Regions from separate parts of the Homo sapiens genome. Here regions 1, 2 and 4 are each linked to region 3. A link is a contact called in ENCODE Hi-C or POLR2A ChIA-PET data. All regions are on one chromosome and are shown on one strand. Each heading gives the region's core, a stretch centred on a gene start or an enhancer-like site at or near the end of the contact. The rest is flanking DNA. Distances are from core to core; before and after follow the strand shown. Region 1 holds the start of STRIP2 (striatin interacting protein 2). Region 2 overlaps LINC-PINT (long intergenic non-protein coding RNA, p53 induced transcript). Region 3 holds the start of TMEM209 (transmembrane protein 209). Region 4 overlaps LINC-PINT (long intergenic non-protein coding RNA, p53 induced transcript).

What was found. Hi-C counts contacts between places; a loop is a spot of excess contacts on that map. ChIA-PET counts read pairs that join two places held with the same protein, here RNA polymerase II (POLR2A). Pooled maps may share reads with other maps.
Region 1: a pooled map shows a loop between it and region 3 (8-fold over the local background). The contact joins the promoter of STRIP2 here to the promoter of TMEM209 in region 3. A Hi-C loop is called at or near these places in 7 of 50 pooled maps. POLR2A ChIA-PET finds 5 or more read pairs at or near these places in 2 of 52 experiments (activated CD4-positive, alpha-beta T cell and activated CD4-positive, alpha-beta memory T cell).
Region 2: a pooled map shows a loop between it and region 3 (2.7-fold over the local background). The contact joins the enhancer-like site here to the promoter of TMEM209 in region 3. A Hi-C loop is called at or near these places in 1 of 50 pooled maps. POLR2A ChIA-PET finds 5 or more read pairs at or near these places in 3 of 52 experiments (SK-N-SH, activated T-cell and naive thymus-derived CD4-positive, alpha-beta T cell).
Region 4: a loop to region 3 is called in a pooled map, with 11 times the contacts of the local background. The contact joins the enhancer-like site here to the promoter of TMEM209 in region 3. A Hi-C loop is called at or near these places in 7 of 50 pooled maps. POLR2A ChIA-PET finds 5 or more read pairs at or near these places in 2 of 52 experiments (OCI-LY7 and WTC11).

The regions. Positions count from the first base shown.
Region 1 is chr7:129,433,071-129,435,770 of GRCh38, forward strand. STRIP2 (striatin interacting protein 2) reads left to right here and starts at 1,362. Exons shown (of 21, transcript NM_020704.3): 1 at 1,362-1,531. The coding sequence starts at 1,403. RefSeq lists a silencer at 1,242-1,721.
Region 2 is chr7:130,895,734-130,898,433 of GRCh38, forward strand. All of the region lies in intron 6 of LINC-PINT (long intergenic non-protein coding RNA, p53 induced transcript), which reads right to left. Among named protein-coding and RNA genes, the nearest start is that of LINC00513, 16 kb to the right of the region's middle. Within about 2 kb of position 1,403, at least 28 of the 41 ENCODE cell types and tissues checked have a DNase peak (open chromatin) inside an H3K27ac peak, as active enhancers do.
Region 3 is chr7:130,204,081-130,206,780 of GRCh38, forward strand. TMEM209 (transmembrane protein 209) reads right to left here and starts at 1,326. Exons shown (of 15, transcript NM_032842.4): 1 at 1,293-1,326; 2 at 1-30. The coding sequence starts at 1,295. It also overlaps a transcript of SSMEM1 not described here. RefSeq lists a silencer at 1-103 and enhancers at 765-1,564, 1,241-1,420, 1,481-1,590.
Region 4 is chr7:130,958,604-130,961,303 of GRCh38, forward strand. All of the region lies in intron 5 of LINC-PINT (long intergenic non-protein coding RNA, p53 induced transcript), which reads right to left. Among named protein-coding and RNA genes, the nearest start is that of LINC00513, 46 kb to the left of the region's middle. RefSeq lists enhancers at 1,394-2,593, 1,920-2,009, 2,563-2,652. Within about 2 kb of position 1,433, at least 16 of the 41 ENCODE cell types and tissues checked have a DNase peak (open chromatin) inside an H3K27ac peak, as active enhancers do; they include OCI-LY7, where a contact is called at or near this core.

The sequences.
Region 1 (2,700 bases), core at 112-2,611, 770 kb before region 3:
GGTGGAGTAATTCCTCTAGGCCCTTTGCTTTGGGTATATCGTGGAAAATGTTAGGATTTTGGATCTAGGCAGAACTGGTTTGACACCAACACAACCTGAATGAGTTGAGGGCTAAAAGGAAAGCTTTGTGGAGGAGGAGGAGGTGACAACTAACTAGAATCTTTATGAGAGAAAAGGAATCAACCAGGAGAACAGAAGACAGTCTCCTCCAGAGAACAGCATAGGCAAGACCCTGAGACAAGATAGAATATGATACCTTGGAAACCGCAGGGAGGAATCTGCAAGTGCCGGTTTCTTCATCAGTAACATTGGATTCGTAAAAACACCCTGTCGGGGAGAGGTATGATGTGATATTTGGAAAGCGCTTACTGCAGTGCCTGGCACCAAGCTCAGTTCAACAATCCCCCAGACCCTTCCTAAAGCAACCAGGCTGGGGACAGCGATTTGGTCCCACCTGTTCCCCTGAGCCTACGTCTTTGGGGCTTCTATTACCAAGCCAGACTGTCTAAATATTTACTACAAGCTACTTTTTAAATTCAGGAGAGGGCAGATCAAACAGCCTCTTTTGCCCCCAGTAACAATGAGCCCTTAGGAAGCATCTAAGAGAGAGGAAGGAAAGAAAGGACTGGCGAGCAGGTGAGGGTGGGGGCTTGCTCTACCCTCAACATTTACACACCATGAGGAAGAGGCCCCCTACAGCAGAGAAGGGCAGATGACAGGAGCAGCCCTCGAGGGCACCACCAATTTCAGTGATGGAAAAACTCCCCCATCCCACCCTTAGACCTCCAGTCTCCCAGCCAAGCCCTAGCTCCGGGCGAGATGCGTTCTCTTCAGAAAAACGCTGAGAATTCTCAGCTTCCAGAGACAGCGAGTCCCTCGTTTCGGGCGATGTCCCTGGCCACCTGGCGGTGCCATCCCTCCCCTGAGACTAAGCGGGATATGGGACGTGTGCAGGAGCCGGGATATGGGGGGCCGGGTCGGTGGTAACAGGGAAACGGAGACTGCTGTGGAGCAGTAGGCGGAGACTAGAGCTCCGGAAAAGGTCGCTACAGGGACGGGGGTGAGAGCTGAGAGACACCGAGTGAGGAGCACAGAGATAACCCGCCTGATCTCAAGGCCCAGCTTTCGCGAGGTGTGGAGCCTGTAGCTAACCTAGGAGTCTCCGTCCGCCAGCAATGCCGCAGGACTAAAAAGATCCCCTCAAAAATCTCTTCATTGAGCCCCCACCTCCTCGAGTCCCGCTCCGGCCGGTCGAGCAGCCAATCGCCTCGCGGGGCGGGGTTGCGGCGAGCTGCCGTAACCAATAGAGGTGGAGGGGGCGGGGCCTGGCTCCCGGCGCGCGGCGGTAGGGTCGCCTCCGGCAAAGCGAGCTGAACCCTGAGGGGAGCCGCTGACCAGCAGCATGGAGGACCCCGCCGCGCCTGGGACCGGGGGCCCGCCCGCAAATGGCAATGGCAACGGCGGCGGCAAAGGGAAGCAGGCGGCGCCCAAGGGCCGCGAAGCGTTCCGAAGCCAGCGGCGGGAGTCAGAGGTGAGGAGCCCGGAAAGCTTCGGCTGGGGCCCGGAGACGCCCGCCGGCGGGAAGCGGCGGCTGAGGTGATTCGGCCTCGGCCCCGGAGCCCTCGGCGCGCTCGATCAGCCCCGCGCAGTGGGCGCCTGCGGGGTCCTAGCGGCTGAACTCTGGGCTCTTTGGCCCGGACCAGTGTCCGCCCGTCTCCTGCCGCGGGTTGGGGGCTTTCTAGCCCTCTGGCTTTCCCCCGCTGCGCGAAGATGAGCGCGGTATTGAGCGGACCAGATACTTTCCAAATATTTATCTCACTTAATCGCTGCAGCCCCCTGAAGCAGAAATTCCGATCCCAGTTTATAGACGGGGGAACAGGAGCGGAGAGGTTAAGTGACTGGCTTGAGGGGTGGGAGGCTGGAGCTCAGCCGCAGGAAAGCAGGATTGGCGAGTGGGGCAACCGCAGTCCCCCTCCCAGGCTGCCTGCGGCGGGCCCCTGGGCCAGCCGAGGGACTTCTGCCCGTTCCCTGCCCGTCCCCTTCCCCCCGTAAGTCTTAGGCCGTTTCGGGAGCGCCTTCCGCGGACATCAGGCCCCTGCCTGTGAGGGCTGAGCGAGACGGGATTCAGGCAGGGGCAGTCCTGGAGTGGCTATCTGGAGGGAGCAGTCGCAGGATACAGATAGGAGTGTGAATATTTCGATCTCTTCCTCCTCTCCTGAAAAAAGAAACCCTATCTATGAAGATGAAAGCGTTGAATTATTATCACTTCCCTATCCCCTCATTGAGGCAGTTCCCATCAGTTGGATCTGAGCGGGGATCAGAATAGACGACAAAATATCAGATGTGGCAGGGTCTGCAGATATCATCTGGTATAACCCTTTCATTTTACAGACCTAAAAAAAAGAGGAGTGACTTGCCCAAGATCAGACATCTGGCATAGTTGGTGGTCAAGAACACCAGACTTTGGAGTAGTCAGACCAGGTTTTGACTCCTAGCCCTATCATTTACTACCTGTGTGATTTTCGGCACATTACGGAACCTCTCTGAGCTCCAGTTTCTTCATCTGTAAGATGAGATTAACACTGCCTACCTCAGAAGGTTGTGATAAAGTCAAAATGAGATAATTGACTATAAAATGTTTGGCACAGTGCAGGCACAATGCATGTAATTAGTCAGTACATAGTAACTCTTAGTATATTG
Region 2 (2,700 bases), core at 153-2,652, 690 kb after region 3:
TGAGCCATATATTTGGCGATTAATTGTGCACTTGTGACATGTTCCTTTCTGCTGTCTGTTCCTTAATGCCCCCTGCTTTTTTGTCTTGTCCCCAGCTGGGCTATCTGTTCCTGGCGGCCACAGAACAATACCTTCTTTAATGGCTCCCACAGTGACCAGCACGTGCCTTAAACTCAGAGCAGGTCAATCAATCAAACTCCTTTTAACTGAAAGTTTAGGATGTGCTTTTGCCACACTCTCAAGTAAGTAAGTAAATTCATCAGCAAATACCAAGTCCTAAAATAATGAATGGTACTTAGGAAACACATAAAGAGTGGTAGAAAACTAGATGGGCTGGGGTCATCCTGTGGAGGCCCTGGACGGCCCGGCTAAAGCATTTGGAACTCCTCTGTAGAAGTGTTTTGATAAAGAAATGATGTGATTGAAGCTATGCTTAATAGAAGATGAATTTGGCAGTAGGATGGGCTGGAGGGAGACAGTCGCTGTGGTGGTAGAAAGAAGAGGTGAAGAAGTGTTGCCAAGCCAGGTGAGAGCGTTTGCTACCATCTGCACTAGCACGCAGCGCCGTTCCTCTAGGGCCCCTGGAGCTTAAGGTAGTTCTTTTCTCACATCTGTCGCACTTAGGAAGATCACATGGTGATGCTGGCTTTTATTCTCCCTCCCTTTCTTCCTTCTAATAATTAGCAAGCAACAGTTATCTGCCAGACACTGTGCTATTACACAAGGGGGAGAGAGATGAAAGGCAGTCTCTACTCTGATGCCTTGTGGGAGAGGAAGAAAAGTATCTGGTTAAAACGCAGCATATTGAATTCTCTGATATGCCCTCCCTCCCTCTCTCTCCCCCTGCTGGCCAGTCTGTCTTCCATTTCTTTCTTTTTCTTCCAAAAAAAGGATCTGAGGCATAATGAAGGAAGTCAGCTAGGAATGGGGAAGAAGGAAGCTAATCTAATGCGAGGAATCCCTGGAGGAGGTGGCACCTGAGATGACTTTCAGGTGAGCAGGTATCAGCCAGAGGAAACCAGGAGGAAGGGAGAAGAGACGTGCGCAGACACAGGCTGGGGCAGAGGAGTGGGCTTAGCGGCCTCCTGAGACATGAGCTGGAACCTGGAAAATGAGGAGCCATGAAAGAGCTTTAATGAGAGAAAGACAATGACATCTACGCTTTAGAAGGATCGGTCTGGAGACAGCAGAAGGGCTTATCGGAAGGTAGTGACTCTGTAGTCAAAGAGATAGCAAAGTACAGATTTGAGAGATGCCACAACAGACGCATTAAGCCCTGGAGCTGGAATGATATGCACACTGAGAGAGTGAGGGAGTGAGGTCCTTGCTGAAGACCTTTAAAATGAGTTTATTTCACCCAGAAGCTCCAGCAAGGGACACACTCACTGCCTTGTGCTGGCCACGAGGTGGCAGCCTCGCACAGCCATTTTAGCAGAAAATGCGTCCCATCCTCACCGGCGCTCACCACCACGTGGGCAGAGCCACTAAAAAAATTCCACCACGGGGACAGGAGCTCTCTGAGCTTGCCCCATAAACACGCTTTTCTCCCACAGAAAGCCTCCACAGAAGCAATGAAAAAGTCAGTTGATTTGGGGAGAGAAGCGTAAAAGCTCGTGCTCTTCAGAGAGCTCTGGGCTGTTTCAGGGTGGCGGCCGAGCCCTCTGACAACTGCGAAGAGACGGAGACAATACAGGCTGGGGATGAAGCGGTTCGATGAAGGGCATTACCCCCAACGAGAACCAACTGGAGAACCAACTCGTGGAGAGCTCGGGCCCCATGACTCAGTCTGACCCGACGCTGGCGAATGCTGCTGAGGACCCTGAAAACCTGCAGGGACCCTGTCCCAGGCCAGCGACAGCCACCCCTCAGGGCCCCTGGTCTCTGTCAGGCAATGCGGGTCATCTGAGGGAGGCTGGGCCACAGATTCCACGTGTAGCTGGGAGGGGTTGCTGCGTCTGGCGAGGCAAGGGCTGCTGTCTAAACTTCCAAGGGAATGGTGTGGGCACCCCAGGAGGAAGGGATGCCCTGACCCCGCTGCATAGTCGAGGGCATGGAGAACCCATCCGACTGTGGCCTTGTGGCCCATCCCCATTCTCTGACGGGCTCATTGTGATTTTCAGCCACTTGCTATTTGCCACTCAGAGGCAAAGCGGCTGCAAGAGGTAGGAGAAAGCAAGAGACTCCCTCACCTGGAATAGAGCATCCACCGCGATCCCAGAAAAGACAAATCCCGTTGCAGGCACTTCAATCCACACAGCAGTCCTGGGATGAGGGTCCTGTTACCATCCCCATTTCACAGATGAGGAAACTGAGGCACAAAGCATGAAGTAACTTGAACGTGCCCAGAGTCACACTGCTAGCAAGGAGCAGAGCTGGAGTTTAGGCCCAGGTGGCCTGACCTCAGAGCTTGTGCACTACCCGCTGCCTGGTACAGTCCACAGAGAGGGGGCCAGTGCCCGGCCCAGAACCACATGCCCTGGGGCTGGAGACAGGTCAGGGCAGCCGAAAGGTGGAGCGCCCTCTCCAGCACTTCTTCCTCACCCCCTGCGGCTTTCTCCTGTGCTCCGACTGCCACCACTTGCTTGGGCAGCCAAGCATGACAAACTGGCCAGCCACCAAGCAGGACTTTTCAGAGGAGGAGTAAAAACCCTTGTATGAACGTACACTCTTCTTGTCACACACAAACGCCCTTCCTTCCAC
Region 3 (2,700 bases), core at 76-2,575:
GGAAGCACTAGGGTGTGCCTCCCCCTGCATCTATGAAAAAACAAAAAGCACAGGAATTAACCAGAAGAAACTATTGCTCCATTTAAAAACCAAATTTTGCATCCCTTATAAAGGTAACTGAAACCGCATATACCTTCTCTCATCTTTAAAATGTTTTATCAAAACTTCTTCCATTTTAATATCAGTATATGAAAAGGGAACCCAAAATTATATGTAACTTAATTGGCATCACAGTGTAATCAACAGAGAAGTGGCTGGTTATTTATCTATTTATTTGTTTTGAGACGGAGTCTTGCTGTCTCCCAGGCTAGAATGCAGTGGCGCGATCTCGACTCACTGCAACCTCCGCCTCCCGGGTTCAAGCGATTCTCCTGCCTCAGACTCCCGAGTAGCTGGGATTACAGACGCCCGCCACCGCGTCCGACTGATTTTTGTATTTTTAGTAGAGACGGGATTTCAACATTTTGGCCAGGCTGGTCTCGAACTCCTGACCTTGTGATCCACCCGCCTCGGCCTCCCAAAGTGTTGGGATTACAGGCGTGAGCCACCGCGCCCAGCCGTGGCTGGTTATTTAAGAACAATTTAATACTTCCAATACATAAAAATGTCTTATTTTGTAATTTAAGGGTTATGTCTAGAAATACTTTGTATTTTGTCTTTGGGGTATGTTACACGGACTAGGCAAAAGGCTAACTTCAGAAACTCAAAATGTCAAGTTTTGGGAGACTATATTCCATATCTGCTGTAAGTCATAAAGACTGTTGTACATCCTCATGCAGACGCCATTACTATCTCAACAACTCTGCACTTGGACAGCTGTACTCCAGGGCTCTCCCTTTTGTGTGTGGATAAAGGACAAGGATCCAAGTTTTAGAAGGGCACGTACTTATGATGGGGTGGTGAGCGGAGTAAGAGGGAGAGAGGGGAAAACGTGCATTGTTTTGGTCCACATTTGGGATTTATAATTCCTCCTTTCTTCAGCTAGGCTCAACTCTTACAGACCGTGCAAAACTTGTTCCAGCGACAAGCAGTCGTATCCCACAGAGGACAGAGCAATAGCTTTCGCGCCACTCAGCCCCCGCGTCCCAATTTCCCAGTCCAGAGCTTCCCTCCCCGGCTCCTGGGCACGAACTTCAGCAACCCTATTGCTTCTTTCTTCCCTTCCCCTAGAGAGGCGGAACGCCTAGCCACATCCCCCTTGGCTGAACCCAGGACAGATCAGCAGGCGCGGAACTCCCACAACCCGCGTAGATTCCAAGACAGGAAGCACAAACACGACCCCGAAAACGCACCATGTCCTCTGGCCGGAAAACGCAGGCTCGCGCCACTCTCTCTGGGCATGCGCAAAGCCAAGCTCAAGCGGGAGGCCACCGGCAAGCGGCTCTAAAGTTACCGGAAGAACTAGGTAGTCTCTTCTCGCGAGAAAGGGAGGGGTCGCAGGCCCAGGCGCTCGGAGCGTTACCAGGGAAACAGGTCTCGGTTTTGCGGCTCCCACTCAGCTGCGGGAGAAAGCTAAGCAGCAAAATTCAGACCAGGCTCTGAACCCGCAGTAAAAAGTAATAATTGTAACAAGCTGAATTTTGTATCTATTAATATAATTTTAGCTTCCCTAGGGCATTTATGGACTCACATGTGTAAACTGATTAAGTAGGGCGGCTCACCGTAGGATAGAGTGGCGTGATAAAGTGGCCAGACACCATCAGTGACAAAGCATTTCTTTCCCCTGTGTTAAAGTATCTATGTCAAGAGTCCTGACCCCATGTAATTTTTTTTTTGGTAGAGACAGGGTTTCGCCATGTTGGCCAGTCTGGTCTCGATTTCCTAACCTCAAGGGATCCGCCCGCCTCAGCCTCCCAAACGCCTGCTGGCCTCCCACCGCCTTTTGGGATTACAGGCGTGGCCCACCGCGCCCGGCCTAAATTCTTAATCTGTTTAATAGGGTGCAGCAATAACAAGCACACCCAAAATTTGTTTTATTGAAGTTGCTAGTGGTTTTGAGGTTAAAAATAATAACACATTTTCGTATGTATTTTTTGGAAGAGCTGCTCATCCTGAGGAAAAGGTTGAGCTTTGTTTTATTTAGCACAAATACCTACAAGTGTGCCGCTGAGCCAGGCGCACGGATATAGAAAATAAGACCTTCCTGGTTATTACCCAGAGGAGCTCAACCCCAGCGGAGGCCCACAGATGCATTTCGGTGGCAGGTGAGGTGGATGCAGTGCTCCCCAAGGAGGCGCATCCAGCCCAGCCCCAGCTCTCGCGAGCTTCCTGGAGGAGATGACGCGTTAGAGTCCACAGCCAGAAACCCAGGGCCTGGGGACTTGTTCTGAAGTGTGCCTCCTAATAAAAACATTAAGCCATGCCACAGTAAGCTAGTGGATTACATCATGTATGTCCAATGGCCAAAGTTTTTCCTAAAATGATCCTAAGATTAATACCACGTGGTATTGTATATTAATGAAAATCGGCAGGTATGCTGTGCTCTTGAAGAGCTGTTAAGTTTTATCATTTTTAGATTGCTTTAGCAGCAATGTTGTTTTGCTCTAGTTTTAGATTTAGAGATGAACTAACTGGAAAATTGTTCAAAGTGAAAGGGCTCAAGGTGCAATCAAAATTAGAATACCGGCCGGGCGCGGTGGCTCACGCCTGTAATCCCAACACTTTGGGAGGCCGAGGCGGGCGGATCACGAGGTCAGGAGA
Region 4 (2,700 bases), core at 183-2,682, 750 kb after region 3:
ATGTTTTGTTTTGAGACAGAGTCTTGCTCTATCGCCTAGGCTGTAGTGCAATGGCACGATCTCAGCTCACTACAACCTCTGCCTCCCGGGTTCAGGTGATTCTCCCGCCTCAGCCTCCCGAGCAGCTGGGATTACAGGTACCTGCCACCATGCCCAGCTAATTTTTGTATTTTTAGTAGAAACGGGGTTTCACCATGTTGGCCAGGCTGGTCTTGAACTCCTGACCTCAGTGATCCACCTGCCTCGGCCTCCCAAAGTTCTCGGATTACAGGCATGAGCCACTGCACCTGGCCCGGTCATGTTTTTAGAGTGACATATGAAGACTCCTAGAAAATATTAATACAGAAGAACTAGCTTACTATGAAGATTTCAAAATACTAATACAAATTAATGAGGTACACGTGAAATCTTCCCTGGGGAACTTCATGAAGAAGATAAGCATCCCTCCTATCTGGGTAATTTGCATACCCTCCTTCCTTAAACGCTGAGGCACGGATTGGTTCATTGGTTCAAAACCCTATCCATTATTCTCATAGCTCTCTTTATATGACAAAAAAATTCTGTCATGTCCCATTTACTACTCTAAAATCAAATTTGTTGATAATATTAACTACTGTACATGCAGCTTTAAAACATGAATATCCTAAATGTACATAAAAGATAATCTAAAAGAAGCAATTTATAATAAAAAATACTTCACATTTCATTATATAAATAATTTTCAGGTACAATTAACTATGTAATCAAATAGATGCTTGTAACTTACTTATAAAGAAGAAGCTTGTATTTAAGAGAAGTCAGATTAGAAGCTTTCCATATTAAAAGTGCAGGAAAATGAAAGAAGTAGTATAGGTGGACCAGAGAATGAAAATGAATCTATTCTGTGTATATTAAAAGTATGCAAAAATTATTTTGCATTTTTATGAAAAAATAAAGTCTAGGTTCAGAAAATTATAAACTGATCTTTCCCTACACGAATGTCCAACAGGATAACTGAAAGTCATGTGTACTACAGGGCAATTCTTTATCTCTTTTCTACTGTGGGACATTAAGTTCTCTCGCTCTCACTCATGAAATATCCTTCATTAGGCTGGGCGAGGTGGCTCATGCCTGTAATCCCAGCACTTTGGGAGGCCGAGGCCGGCGGATCACCTGAGGTCAGGAGTTTGAGACCAGCCTGACCAACATGGGGAAGCCCCGTCTCTACCAAAAATACAAAAATTAGCTGGGTGTGGTGGCTTGGGCCTGTAATCCCAGCTACTCACGTGGCTGCAGCAGGAGAGTTGCTTGAACCCAGGATACGGAGGTTGCAGTCAGTTGAGATCACACCACTGCATTCCAGTCTGGGCAACAGAGTGAGACTCCATCTCAAAAAAAAACCAGAAAAATCCTTCATTGTACCACCAGAATACCCTCATAAATTTCCACTCTGTCACCTAGGGGGCGGTACTGCTTCCATGAGAACTCCTGACCAGATCATCTATGGGAGTTTCCTTTTAGTCTTCATCGTCCGTCGCACTGAGAATCAAATCCTGATGGACAAATCAGCAACATAGCTAGGAAGCACAGTAACTTAATATAAAAAAAGACTATGAAGAAATTAATTTAGTTTAGGCTTATGCCATTAACTGTAGCCATATTCAACATAATTTCCTCTTTTTGAGTTCAGGATGATTGGTTACTCCACATAGAACATGGAGTGGAAAGCTGTATCTTTGTGACTTTTATTTAGATAGCACAAAATGAGCCTGATTTTTAAAATGTGAACATTCAAACCTGGCTAACTAATGATAAAAAAGGGAGTTTTTCATAGAACTCTACAACTCTCATTTCCTCAAAACAAGAATTAATGCATTCTTTCACATGCGGTCATTACAGGAAGGGGGGGTAGCCATTTACTGTAAATGCCTTTCTGATGCAATTCTACTACCTCTTTCAAAGACAGAATTCATCCAAGAAGCCTTAGTCACTTCTTCAAGAAAAATGCCACCGCGCTGAATGTACACAGACTAAACCACATGCCTAAGGAAAAAAGATGAGCTGATTCCACCATTAGAACACAGTTCGGGAGAAAAGTGGCAGAGAGAGAGAGCTCATAGCTTGTCAGAGCAGATCAAGTAGTATGTCTGAAAATCCGCCCTTTAATGTAACAGTCACTGTTTCATAAATCAAATGCAAACATAGATTTCCCCTCTGCCTAACTTTTAAAGTATACTTCCTAAAAATATAAGACCCCACTTCTAAGCCAGTAGCAACTGTGGTGATTTAATTTTTAAAGTTTCATGCACGGAAAGAAAAATGGAATCTTATCTTTTAAAATTTGAAAATGAAACTATGTTTTGAAGAGGGTAGATTTCACAGGAAAAGGGTAAGACAGTGGATAATACGATAAAGCAGTTTGGATGGAAAAACTTCAGACAAATAGTTCTGAACTCTTCTCAAAGAGAGGATCAATTTTTCTAAAACCTCAAAACCACCCAAAGGGAAAAAAAGGAATAATTTCTCCAGTTTATCCTTACCCGGATGAGCATGAATTCTTCTAACAGCCAGATGCACACACTTGTTTTTATGGAGGAGTTACTGCTGAGCCAAAGCCCAGGAGTCACTCAAGACTGGAGGCTGCGTGCTGCTGGAGCCCGAAATCCCCTTGATGAATGAAACTGCACATCGTAATATACACATTCAGAGCGGGCTATTGGC